Regions from separate parts of the Homo sapiens genome. Here region 2 is linked to region 1. A link is an interaction called in ENCODE POLR2A ChIA-PET data of the cell type or tissue named here. Cell type or tissue: A673. All regions are shown on one strand. Each heading gives the region's core, and the rest is flanking DNA. Links, peaks and the distances in the headings are about the cores only. Region 1 has its middle 4.7 kb from the start of CBFB. Region 2 overlaps KCTD19 (potassium channel tetramerization domain containing 19).

Region 1 (5,370 bases), core at 164-5,163:
CCTCCCAGGTTCAAGTGATTCTCCTGCCTTAGCCTCCCAAGTAGCTGGGATTACAGGCATGTGCCACCACCCCCAGCTAATTTTTGTATTTTTAGTAGAGACAGGGTTTCACCATGTTCGCCAGGCTGGTCTCAAACTCCCGACCTCGGGTGATCTGCCCGCCTTGTCCTCCCAAAGTACTGAGATTACAGGTGTGAGCCACTGCCCCGGCTCGAACTACTCTTTTTTTTTTTTTTTTTTTTAAAGGCGCTTCACTCTTGTTGCCAAGGCTGGAGTGCAATGGCGCGATCTCAGCTCACTGCAACCTCCGCCTCCCGGGTTCAAGTGATTCTCCTGCCTCAGCCTCCCGAGTAGCTGGGATTAGAGGCATGCGCCACCACACCCGGCTAATTTTGTGTTTTTAGTAGAGACAGGGTGTCTCCATGTTGGTCAGGCTGGTCTCGAACTCCCAACCTCAGGTAATCTGCCCGCCTCGGCCTCCCAAAGTGCTAGGATTACAGGCATGTGCCACCGCGTGTGGAATTATTATTATTATTATTATTTTTAGACAGGGTCTGACTCTGTTGCCTAGGCTGAAGAGCTGCAGTGGCACAATCTCAGCTCACTGCAGCCTCGACCTCCCCACCTCAGATGATCCTTCCACCTCAGCCTCCTGGGTAGCTGGGACTACAGGCTTGCACCACCATACCCAGCTAATTTTTTGTATCTTTTTGTAGAGATGGGGTTTCATCATGCTGCCCAAACTGGCCTCGAGCTCCTGGGCTCAAGCCATTCACCTGTCTTGGCCTCCCAAAGTGCTGGGCTTACAGGCATGAGCCACTGAGCCTGGCCTCTCTAAACTACACTTAATGAAGAGTGTGAATTGGTCTGGCCAAGAAAGGGGAGAAAGACAAGCTAGACAGAGGGAAGTTAGCCAGGCCTGGAGCAGACCAAAGCTGAATTCCTTGCCTATTTACTCAGTAGTGTCATCTCAAGGAAAAGAACGATTGTCTGCTTTCTAAATTGCCCTTTTTGTGTTCCTGGAGGGGAGGCAGGCTGGTGAGGTGTCCGTGGGCTAGTAATTATTTCTGCTTATTTACAAGGTAATATTACAGCATGATGAGAAAGCCTGCCTGTTTTGATGGTTCCAAGCTTGGAAAGTTTGGGAAAGAATCCAAGAACATGGCAGGTTATCAAGGCGTTATCAGCTGGGACACAAAAGGAGAGAAGGTAAAAGAGGCATTTGGATTCCAGAGTCAATAATGAGCCAGAAGTGAGTGTTGAATTATTCAACCTCCTGTATTGATCCATTGATCTCTATCTGCAGCTCTTGGTTTATTCTTGGTTGGCATTTCCTGTGTCTCAGACACTGATAAGAGAAATGGAAGGAGGAGGAGGAACAGATTCTTAAGACTCAAGAAAAGAGAAGAGGTGATGTCAAAGAGAAATTTGGCAACATACATCAGGAATCTTAAAATGTCCATATCTTTTGACCTAGTGGTTCTACTTTTGGAAATTGATCCTAAAAATACTATCCAGAACTTTTTTTTTTTTTTTTTTTTTGAGGCAGAGTCTCACTCTGTTGCTTGCCCAGGCTGGAGTGCAGTGGCGCGATCTTGGCTCACTGCAAGCTCCGCCTCCCGGGTTCACGCCATTCTCCTGCCTCAGCCTCCTGAGTAGCTGGGACTACAGGCGCCTGCCACTATGCCCGGCTAATTTTTTGCATTTTTAGTAGAGGCAGGGTTTCACTGTGTTAGCCAGGATGGTCTCCATCTCCTGACCTCATGATCCGCCCACCTCGGGCTCCCAAAGTGCTGGGATTACAGGCGTGAGCCACTGCACCCGGCCTGTATGTCCTAAATGTTCTACAAAAAAAGTACAAGTTTTAAATAACTTTAAAAAGTTTTAAGGGTGAGGGGAGAGACCCTCATATGAAGGCTTCACAGTAAAGTAAACAAATTAGTGTAGAACTAAATCCTCCTAGAATCCAGGGGACTGCTATGTCCCAGGTGGGCTGACCATCTCCTTGGCCATAGCATGGAGCCAAATGAATAAATGGATGCTGTGGGGCAGTCATTCCATGGAGGACAATCAGAGGCCGGTGAACATATTTAAAGAAGAAGTACAGCCTGGACAACATAGTGAGACCCCATCTCTAAAAAAAAATTTTTTTTTATTAATTACCCAAGCATGGTGGCACCTGTAGTCCCAGCTACTTGCTACTTGCTACTCAGGAGGCTGAGGTGGGAGGATTGCTTGACCCCAGGAGGTCAAGGCTGCAGTAAGCCATGATTGCACCACTGCACTCCAGCCTGGGTGAAACAGGAAGACCCTGCCCCAAAAGAGAAAGAAAGAAGAAAGATGAGTTTTCCCAACAGAGAAACAGGAGGAAGTCATGGTATGGGCACGTAGGGAATGGAAACAGGCCAGTATGGCTGGATTGCAGGGTGCCATGGGGAGAAACGATGGGAGATAGTGTTGGAAAGTAGGGATTGTCAGGGGGTCATAAATGCTAGGCTGAGGGCCTTTGTCTTTCTGCCCCAAGTTTCTTCAATCTTGGGGGAGGGGTCTTAAGCAAAAGGGTGGTGTGGTTAGAGCTCATCCCAGCTCTCATCACATTATATTATTATTATTACTACCATTATTATTGTTATTACCATTATTTTTATTCCCTAGCCCCTTAGTCTAGTCTGTTTCCCATCACTTGTCAGAAACTAGGAGAGCAGGGGAGGGGAAGGGGAGCAGTCCAAGGCAGCCCTCTAAGATCATCAGCCAGGCTTCCTGACCCCAGCTTGGCCCTCTTCCCACCACAGTAGGCTCAGTCCTGCCATCCCCAGGCACCCAGACAAACTCCTCCACCCCCAACCCCCATGACAAAGAGGCTCATTTGGAGCCCGGGCAAGATTTGCAAACGTCAAACTTATAATTACAAGGATGAAATCATCTGGTTCCTTTTAAGCAAACGGGTTTATTGATCCCAACACTAAAGAAATGCTATTCTGGGGAAACTTGCTCCTCTCTGCTTTCCTTTCCCTATGGGATGGCTGAGCTGGGGGAGGGTGGCTAGAGGGCTCAGAAGGGGGAGATGCCCCTGGGAGGGAGGGGAGATTCTCTGGGCCCAAGGGTGGATTTTACGGTATATAAATTATATCTCAAAAAGAAAAAAATTCTTTAGGGCCCAGGAAACTGCCACACTTGGGCAGATGACACCCTCATCCTGAATTAAGGCCCATTGCCTTCTAAAAACTAGAAGCTGAGTGGAGCCAGGGTTTTAGGCAATGTGCCAGCCACTAATTTTCCTTGTCTCCCACTCCTCTCAAGTCTCATTTGTGGCTCCAGATCCTATTTCAGCTTCAAGATGGTACAATATTTTCTCAGTAACTGAAGGGAAACTATTTCCTTAGAAAAAATGCATCAGAGGCTCAGAGACTTCCTCTGTGAGGAGAGGCAAAGGTGGGTGGCTGCTGACACCAGACCTGGATAAAACCATCCTTTCTGCTGGGCCTGCAGAGGCAGGACATCTAGACTTTGACCTTCCAAGCCAAGAAGGGACAAACAGGCTCAGAGATAGGAATGCACAGTCCTCAAGGGCAGACCCACATCCTGCCACAAGGCCCAAAATAGAACCCCTTTCTTCAACCTGTGGGGACCCTTCTAGAACATGGTGGGGTGCTCCCAGAGGAATAACCCCAGACATAGCCTTCTATGAGTTTGCAGTTCAGTGAGGGCAGCAGGCAGGACTTTTGGTATCTCCACTAGGTCTCAGAGTAGAATGATTAAAATCACCACCCTGGGGTCACTTAACCCCTGTGAATCTCCGTTGGCCCATCTGTAGAATAGGATCAATAATACTAAACTTACAGGGTTGTGGTGAGGAAGGAATGAAGATGATGTATCCCAATGCTTAGCTAGTTTCTTTAGAGTCGGGGGAGGGTCTCACTCTGTTGCCTAGGATGGCCTCAAACTCCTGGCCTCAAGTGATCCTCCCACTTCCACTTCCCAAACTACTGAGATTACAGGTGTGCACCACCATGCCCAGCCCCCATTTTGTTATTTCAAATGGATCAGGGTCTCGTCACTGTCCTTTTTTACTTTTACTTTTTTTTTTTTTTTTTTGAGGCAGAGTCTTGCTCTGTCACCCAGGCTGGAGTGCAGTGGTGCAATCTCGGCTCACTGAAACCTCTGCCTCCCGGGTTCAAGTGATTCTCCTGTCTCAGCCTCCAGAGTGGCTGGGATTACAGGCACACGCTGCCACGCACAGCTAATTTTTTGTATTTCCGTGGAGACCGGGTTTCACTGTGTTGCCCAGGCTGGTCTCGAGCTCCTGAGCTCAGGCAATCCACCCGCCTCAGCCTCCCAAAGTGCTAGGATTACAGACGTGAACCATCGCTCCTGGCCTTATTTACTTTTTCAAAGTCTGTTTCCTCATCTCTCAGGAGACAGAAGACCTGACTTAGAAGATGGTTGTGTGGGCCGGGCGCGGTGGCTCACGCCTGTAATCCCAGCACTTTGGGAGGCCAAGGCGGGCAGATTGCCTGAGGTTGGGAGTTCGAGACTAGCCTGCCCTTCTCTACTAAAAATACAAAAATTAGCTGGGCGTGGTGGCAGGCGCCTGTAATCCCAGCTACTCAGGAAGCTGAGGCAGGAGAATCGGTTAAACCCGGGAGGCAGAGGTTGCAGTGAGCCGAGATTGCACCATTGCACTCCAGCCTGGGCAACAGAGTGAGACTCCGTCTCAAAAAAAAAAAAGAAAGTGGTTGTGTGAATTAACTGTGATAAGGTGCATGAAGGCACCCTGAACAGAGCTTCACAGTTGCACTAGGCAAGTGAGGGTTCCTGCGCTCTCCTCAGCTTCATTGTGTATTATCTACTTACCCACCCAAGATCAGCTTTAGGAGCCTGCAGGAGCAGCCACCCACCTAGGAAGTTAGGGAGATACTCAAGAGGAGGCCCTTGGTTGGCTTGAATCCTTACGAAAGGAAGATTCCAGATGACCGGACTTCAGATAATTCAGTCAGGTTTTGGGACGGTGGGGGCAGATGTTTCTTGGCACAGAAAAGACACCTCTAAGCCTCCATGAGTGGGCCTTAGTAGAGCTGGATCTTAGCAAACCCCCTTAGCAAACACCCATAGCATGGTGTCTGGGCCAACCCATACCCAACTCAACAGCTGCCAAAGCTGTTAGGAGCACAGACTTAAGTGTACCTTACATGGGTGAAAATTTCCTTTATAAATTTCCTTTAATTCTGTTTTTTTAAATAAGTGAAAAAAAATTAACAACCAAAAAGGCATATAGAGGTCAGCCGAGGAGATGGCCTCCTTCAGCCTGTGGCTTATTTCCCGGTCATCCTGGCTGTTGGATGCCAGACTACGACGAGTGTGGGTTACCCT
Region 2 (5,370 bases), core at 231-5,230, 280 kb after region 1:
GGAAAGATGAACCCATAACCCTTTTCCTGGAGATGACTATATGTAGGCCTTGTTCTGATGTTTGGGAAGCAGTTTCTAATGAGCTCTGTAATGAATGAAGGGTATATAACTAGATTATATAACCAAGAGATAAGATGTATAGAACTAGACCGTGAACTCCAGGAAGAAAGGGACTAAGTCTGTGTTGCTTACTTCTGTGCCGCCAGTGTCTACTGCTGTCCTGGTATATGACCGGTACTCAATAAATGTTGGATGCTGCTAAATGATAGTAATACAGCTTAAACTTTGTCCCCCAAATTTTTGGTAATAAGAAGTTATAGGCAGCTGGTGAAAACAACATTAGCTTTGGACTCAGTCAAACCCCAGCTTGACCACTGTGTAACTTGAGTGAGTTTTCTTCTCTGAACCTATTTTTTGGCTGTTAAATGGACCCAGGGACAGCTCTGTTTAACAGAGGAGGCTCCTCCCTGCATGGCTGTGAGAAGCACAGCAAGTCAGCTCCCAGGGTCAAGGCAGGCCTGCCCTGGGGGTCCTGCGTGGCCCCAGACTGGGTAACAGCCCTGTCTGCTGCTGGAGACGAATTGTGGGCTTGGAGGTGAGGAGGGAGCACTTAATATGAAAGTTTCCCTTTTGTAAAAATCCAAAATATTGGCCTGGCTTTCCCCTCCTCCTCCATCTACAGTTCCTCGTCCTGGCCACATCATCTATTCCCTCCAATCTCCCAGATACTCCCCTGATGCTAAATTCAAACCTAGAAGCTTTCTCACTTACTGAGCACATCCATGGGTGCCAAAGTCCTTGGCTCCAGATGAGTCTTCAAAGCAACTTTGATTGGCTCGTAGGTGATGTCCCTTTTGTCTAGGAAGGCACAGAGCTCATATACCTCGGAAATGGTCTCTGTCAGGGGCAGCCGGCAAGTCCCCAGCCAGTTCCTGCCCAGAGGAAAGGTCTGTCATGAAGAACATCAGCATTGTACCCCAAGAGAGTCGAGCCTGTAAACTTTCCATGCCTAGGATGCCTTGCCGCAACACTGGCTTAAATCAGGCATCATTAACATCGTTTCCTTGTATTTTTTTTTTAGATGGAGTCTCACTCTGTCGCCAGGCTGAAGTGCAGTGACGCAATCTTGGCTCACTGCAACCTTTGCCTCCCAGGTTCAAGCAATTCTCCTGCCTCAGCCTCCCAAGTAGCTGGAACTACAGGCACCCGCCACCACGCCTGGCTAATTTTTTGTATTTTTAGTAGAGACGGGGTTTCTTTTTTTTTTTTTTTCTTTTTTTGAGACGGAGTCTAACTCTGTCACCCAGGCTGGAGTGCAGTGGCGCGATCTCGGCTCACTGCAAGCTCCGCCTCCAGGGTTCATGCCATTCTCCTACCTCAGCCTCCTGAGTAGCTGGGACTACAGGCACCCGCCACCATGCCCGGCTAATTTTTTGTATTTTTAGTAGAGACGGGGTTTCACCATGTAGGCCAGGATGGTCTCAATCTCTTGACCTCATGATCTGCTTGCCTTGGCCTCCCAAAGTGCTGGGATTACAGGTGTGAGCCACCGCGCCCAGCCCGTTTCCTTGTTTTAACTGGAAATCTGTTTAACCTTGTAGGAGAGTAAGCCTGGACAACCGGTCACATTTTTGGAGCTGAGCTTGACTTATTTCAGCAAAGCCCTCTAAATGGACTAATTTCATGTCTCCAGGCCGTGTTTCCGGTTCCAGGGCCAGCCCAGGGCCCAGTCGCTCCCTTCTTGCCTCATACGCATCTGCCCAAGACATCTCAGTCACTGTGTTGCAGCCTGCCACGGTCTTGGAAAAAGGCTGGGGTCTAAACATCAACCCCCTTCTCCAAACCCTCCCTTCCAAGGCACTTGTCTTTGCCCTCTGTGACATCAGGGTGGACATCTCTGAAAGATATGGACTTTATGGGCTAAAAGAGCCCAAAACAACAATATTGGGAAAAGACAGCATTCAGGGTCAGCTGACCCTCTCCCAGGGGCTCCAGAAAACCCACTTCTACCTTCCATTTTGGTGCCAGTCTGTTTTGTGACCCTCAGAGAGTTGCTCTGCTGTTCTGCACCTCAGTTTGCCCATCTACAAAACAGGGTTGGATTCCTTGCCCCTGCACTAATGAGGACATCCTGAGCTCATCCCATAAGGCAAAGGCTGAGGATCAGCACCTCTGGGAAGCCTGGCCTGGCCTGGCCTGCCCTGCCCTGCTTCTAAGGGGGCTCACCCCTGGCTCTGGCCATTCTGTGTGTCCAGTGAGCCTCCCAAGAGTGGCGGAGGACCTTTGTAGAGGGGTCTGCACAGGGAGGTACCCAGCTCCCTGACTGTGGCCTGGTCACCTCAGACCTAGCACAGGGCTAGAACCAGGGAAATGGACTGCAGAGGACAGAAATAGGAAATGGTCTGAAGCCTTTGAACCTTGGCAACCCTTGTACCTTGGCACTAGCCCTCTCCTTTGAGGCCCTAACCTGGTGGTAGTGTGGCGGTGCTGGTGATGGTAATGGCTAAAATGATGGGCTGGCCCCAAGGACACACTTCACCTCTGGCTAGTGGGAAAGGCCCCAGGTTATTCCTAGAGGGAAGGGCAGAGCCAAGGGTGATGGGACTCAGTGTGCCCTAAGGAGGACCTCACTTGACGTGCTGAAAGAGGACGCCATTCCCTGTGATGTACAGTCGGCTTCCGTCTAGCGTGCTCTCGATGCGAAGCTGGCCCAGCGCAGAGTCCGGGTACTTGACCAGCAGACCCAGGGCCATTGTGTAGAGCGGTTTCACGGACTCCAGGCTGGCTGTGCGGGCCCCCTTCCCGGGGCTCAGGGGAGAACAGGTGGTCGGGGAACAGCCACCTGTGTCAGAGAGAAAGGGGTGACTCCTAGGCCCCCCATGGTCATAGCTGGATTGGAGGCTTTGGGGCTCGGTTCCTACTGCTGCCTCCATTGTACCGAGGAGGCTCAGAGGAAGGATATTTCTTTGCACAGTCCAAATCAAGATCTTCTCAAAATTAGTATAATTTTTTTGTATACTCAGGCTTAGAAGTCATAACTATTTGTTGGGAGGTGAGTTGGGAGTGGGGGGATTCATTTGCTGTATCACTAGCATCTGAATTTCCTAAGTTTCAGGAAAGCAGCCATCTGGCCCTAGCCTCTGCAGGAGTCTTCATTAGTTCCAAGCTCTTCTGTAACCATCCAAAGGTAAAGAACGGCAACCATGGCCTGGAAACTCAATGTGTGTTACAGGCTTCCTGGATTCACAGCCCCTGTTGCTGGCTCTCCTGGGCAGAATTTCCCCCAGAGACATACTGTGTGGCATTATTTTCAGGGTGGGTATTTGGGTTGCTGGTTTATGGATGGGACCTTTTTCTCCTATAGTGGGCCTAGGGTACAGTCCAGAGAATACAGTTATCACAGCCTTCAGGACCCTGCTCCCGTGGCAACAATGTGCCAGTGGGCACACTGCTGGGGGATGTTCGTGGATCATCTCCAATCCTCAGAGCAACCCTGCAAGAGGGGATAGTGCTATCATCATTTCACGTTGAAGAACCTGCCCTGAGAGGCTAATGAAGTATCTTGCCCTAAACTGCAAAGCTAGGCAGGGGCAGGGCTAGGATTTGAGGTCAGCTCTGTCCAGCTCCAAGGTTACCACAGCTGTTTCCCTTATTGTGATGCTTTGTAGAAAGCTAAAGCCACCCTTTGTGTTTGAGGAGTGCTGCCAGCTCCCAGAGCCTGGCTGTCAACACACTTCCTCCATCTTTGCATTGCTCTGTGGAGCAGGGACTACGCTACCATCTCACAATGATCTATGTTCTCTGAGGAGTAGAAGGCTTTGAGGGAAGGGGCTGAACTCACACCATCTTAAGCGGATTATAAGGCCCTGGGACAGGGTCCTGAGACCTGCTGGAGCATGCCACTCCCCACAAAGAGGATGGGTTTCTTTTTTGAGAAGGAGTCTCACTCTGTTGCCCAGGCTTGAGTGCAGTGGCATGATCTCGGCTCACTGCAGCCTCCACCTCCTGGGTTCAAGCGATTCTCCTGCCTCAGCTTCCCAAGTAGTGGGATTACAGGTGCGTGCCACCATGCCCGGCTAATTTTTGTATTTTAGTAGAGATGGGGTTTCACCATGTTGGCCAGGCTGGTCTCGAACTCCTGACCTCAAGTGAGCCACTTGCGTTGGCCTCTCAAAATGCTGAGATTACAGGCATCAGCCACCAGCGCCTGGCCAAGAGGATGGGTTTCTATTTGTCTGGGAGAAGGCTGGGAAATCTATGCCTGAAGATAAGGAAAGGCCTGATTGCCATGGGATAAATGTCTGGTGATGTCCAGGCCAAACTTCCCATGTGCAATGCAGTTCTACACATTCTCGGGATGGTGGCTGAAGCCATGCTCAGGTAGCTTGCGCCCTATAACATGCACAGTAGCTTCCATGGAGGTGGAGTTGGGAAATGGAATGATGAACAGCCCTGAGGAAACCATGAGGGGAAGAACAAGCTGGAATGAGGTAGGGCTGGGAGCACGAAGGCCTAGGCTGGACAGGGGTCAGCAAGCGTCAGGAATAGGCAGAAACAGGCACAGCAGCCGGGGGTTTCCACGTGAGGTGACGAGGGAATTTGGGGGTGGATGAGATGCATGAAGCACTGAGCATTTCCCACACCTCCAACCGTGCCTGGAAGAGGAAGGATGGGAGTGGCTGGTGGGTGCTCTTAGTCCCCACCACTTTCACAAGCAGGGCAGACCTCCCCTGCCCCTGAGAAGCCTGCCTTCAGGCCCAGGACATTCCAGCCTGGCTCCCCACCCAGGCTGGGCTCCTCCTGATCCAGGCTGGGCTGGGCTTTCTACACCCCTGGCTGGTTGCCCACTCCCCACCCTCAGTGGGAAGGCTGAGCCGGCAGGGCAGCACACAGGGTTTCAGGCTGTGAATCCTCTTCTTGGATTCAGAGTCAGCCAGAAAACCCAATCCTCTCACTAACCCCCAAAGCCCGAAGTGATTGTGGGAGGGAAGATTGTTCTTGGCTTTTCCAGGTCAAGCCAAGACTGTCGAGGGGGAGCCAAGGTTTCCTGGCGACATACCCATGTTCATCCGGTACCACCTTACGGCTTCAGTGAGTGCAGGGATTTCCAGAATTTCCACTTCTGCTTCTAATACATCAATGTTGGAGAAATTATCCGGTAGTAAAATCTTCTGTGAGCGAAGAAAATTCACTTGAAAAACAAAGGGGAACACAGTGAGTTAATGAGGCTATTTCTGGTTTAGCTGTAGGTCCTGGTTTTGGCAGGTTTCTGGTGCTGTAACTTATCCTAGGTTCTCCTTGTTCTGAAACAACTTATCAACATACCTTATTAGATTAGCTTTGAGTGTGTGGTTTTCAAGGCGAAAGACC

The links. Peaks named below come from ENCODE experiments on the same cell type or tissue, not always from the same donor. Only the 100,000 strongest peaks of a DNase experiment are listed, where the experiment ranks them.
Region 2: POLR2A ChIA-PET joins it to region 1 with 8 read pairs; 2 of 35 experiments call an interaction of 5 or more read pairs at or near these places.

The regions. Positions count from the first base shown.
Region 1 is chr16:67,021,797-67,027,166 of GRCh38, forward strand. No RefSeq gene overlaps it. Among named protein-coding and RNA genes, the nearest start is that of CBFB, 4.7 kb to the right of the region's middle. In A673, for the core only: no CTCF peak of the experiment used is centred there; a DNase peak (open chromatin) is centred at 3,175; H3K27ac peaks cover 1,207 bases.
Region 2 is chr16:67,296,732-67,302,101 of GRCh38, forward strand. It overlaps KCTD19 (potassium channel tetramerization domain containing 19), which reads right to left. Exons shown (of 16, transcript NM_001100915.3): 5 at 5,060-5,191; 6 at 2,632-2,842; 7 at 772-932. Among named protein-coding and RNA genes, the nearest start is that of PLEKHG4, 20 kb to the left of the region's middle. In A673, for the core only: no CTCF peak of the experiment used is centred there; no DNase peak of the experiment used is centred there.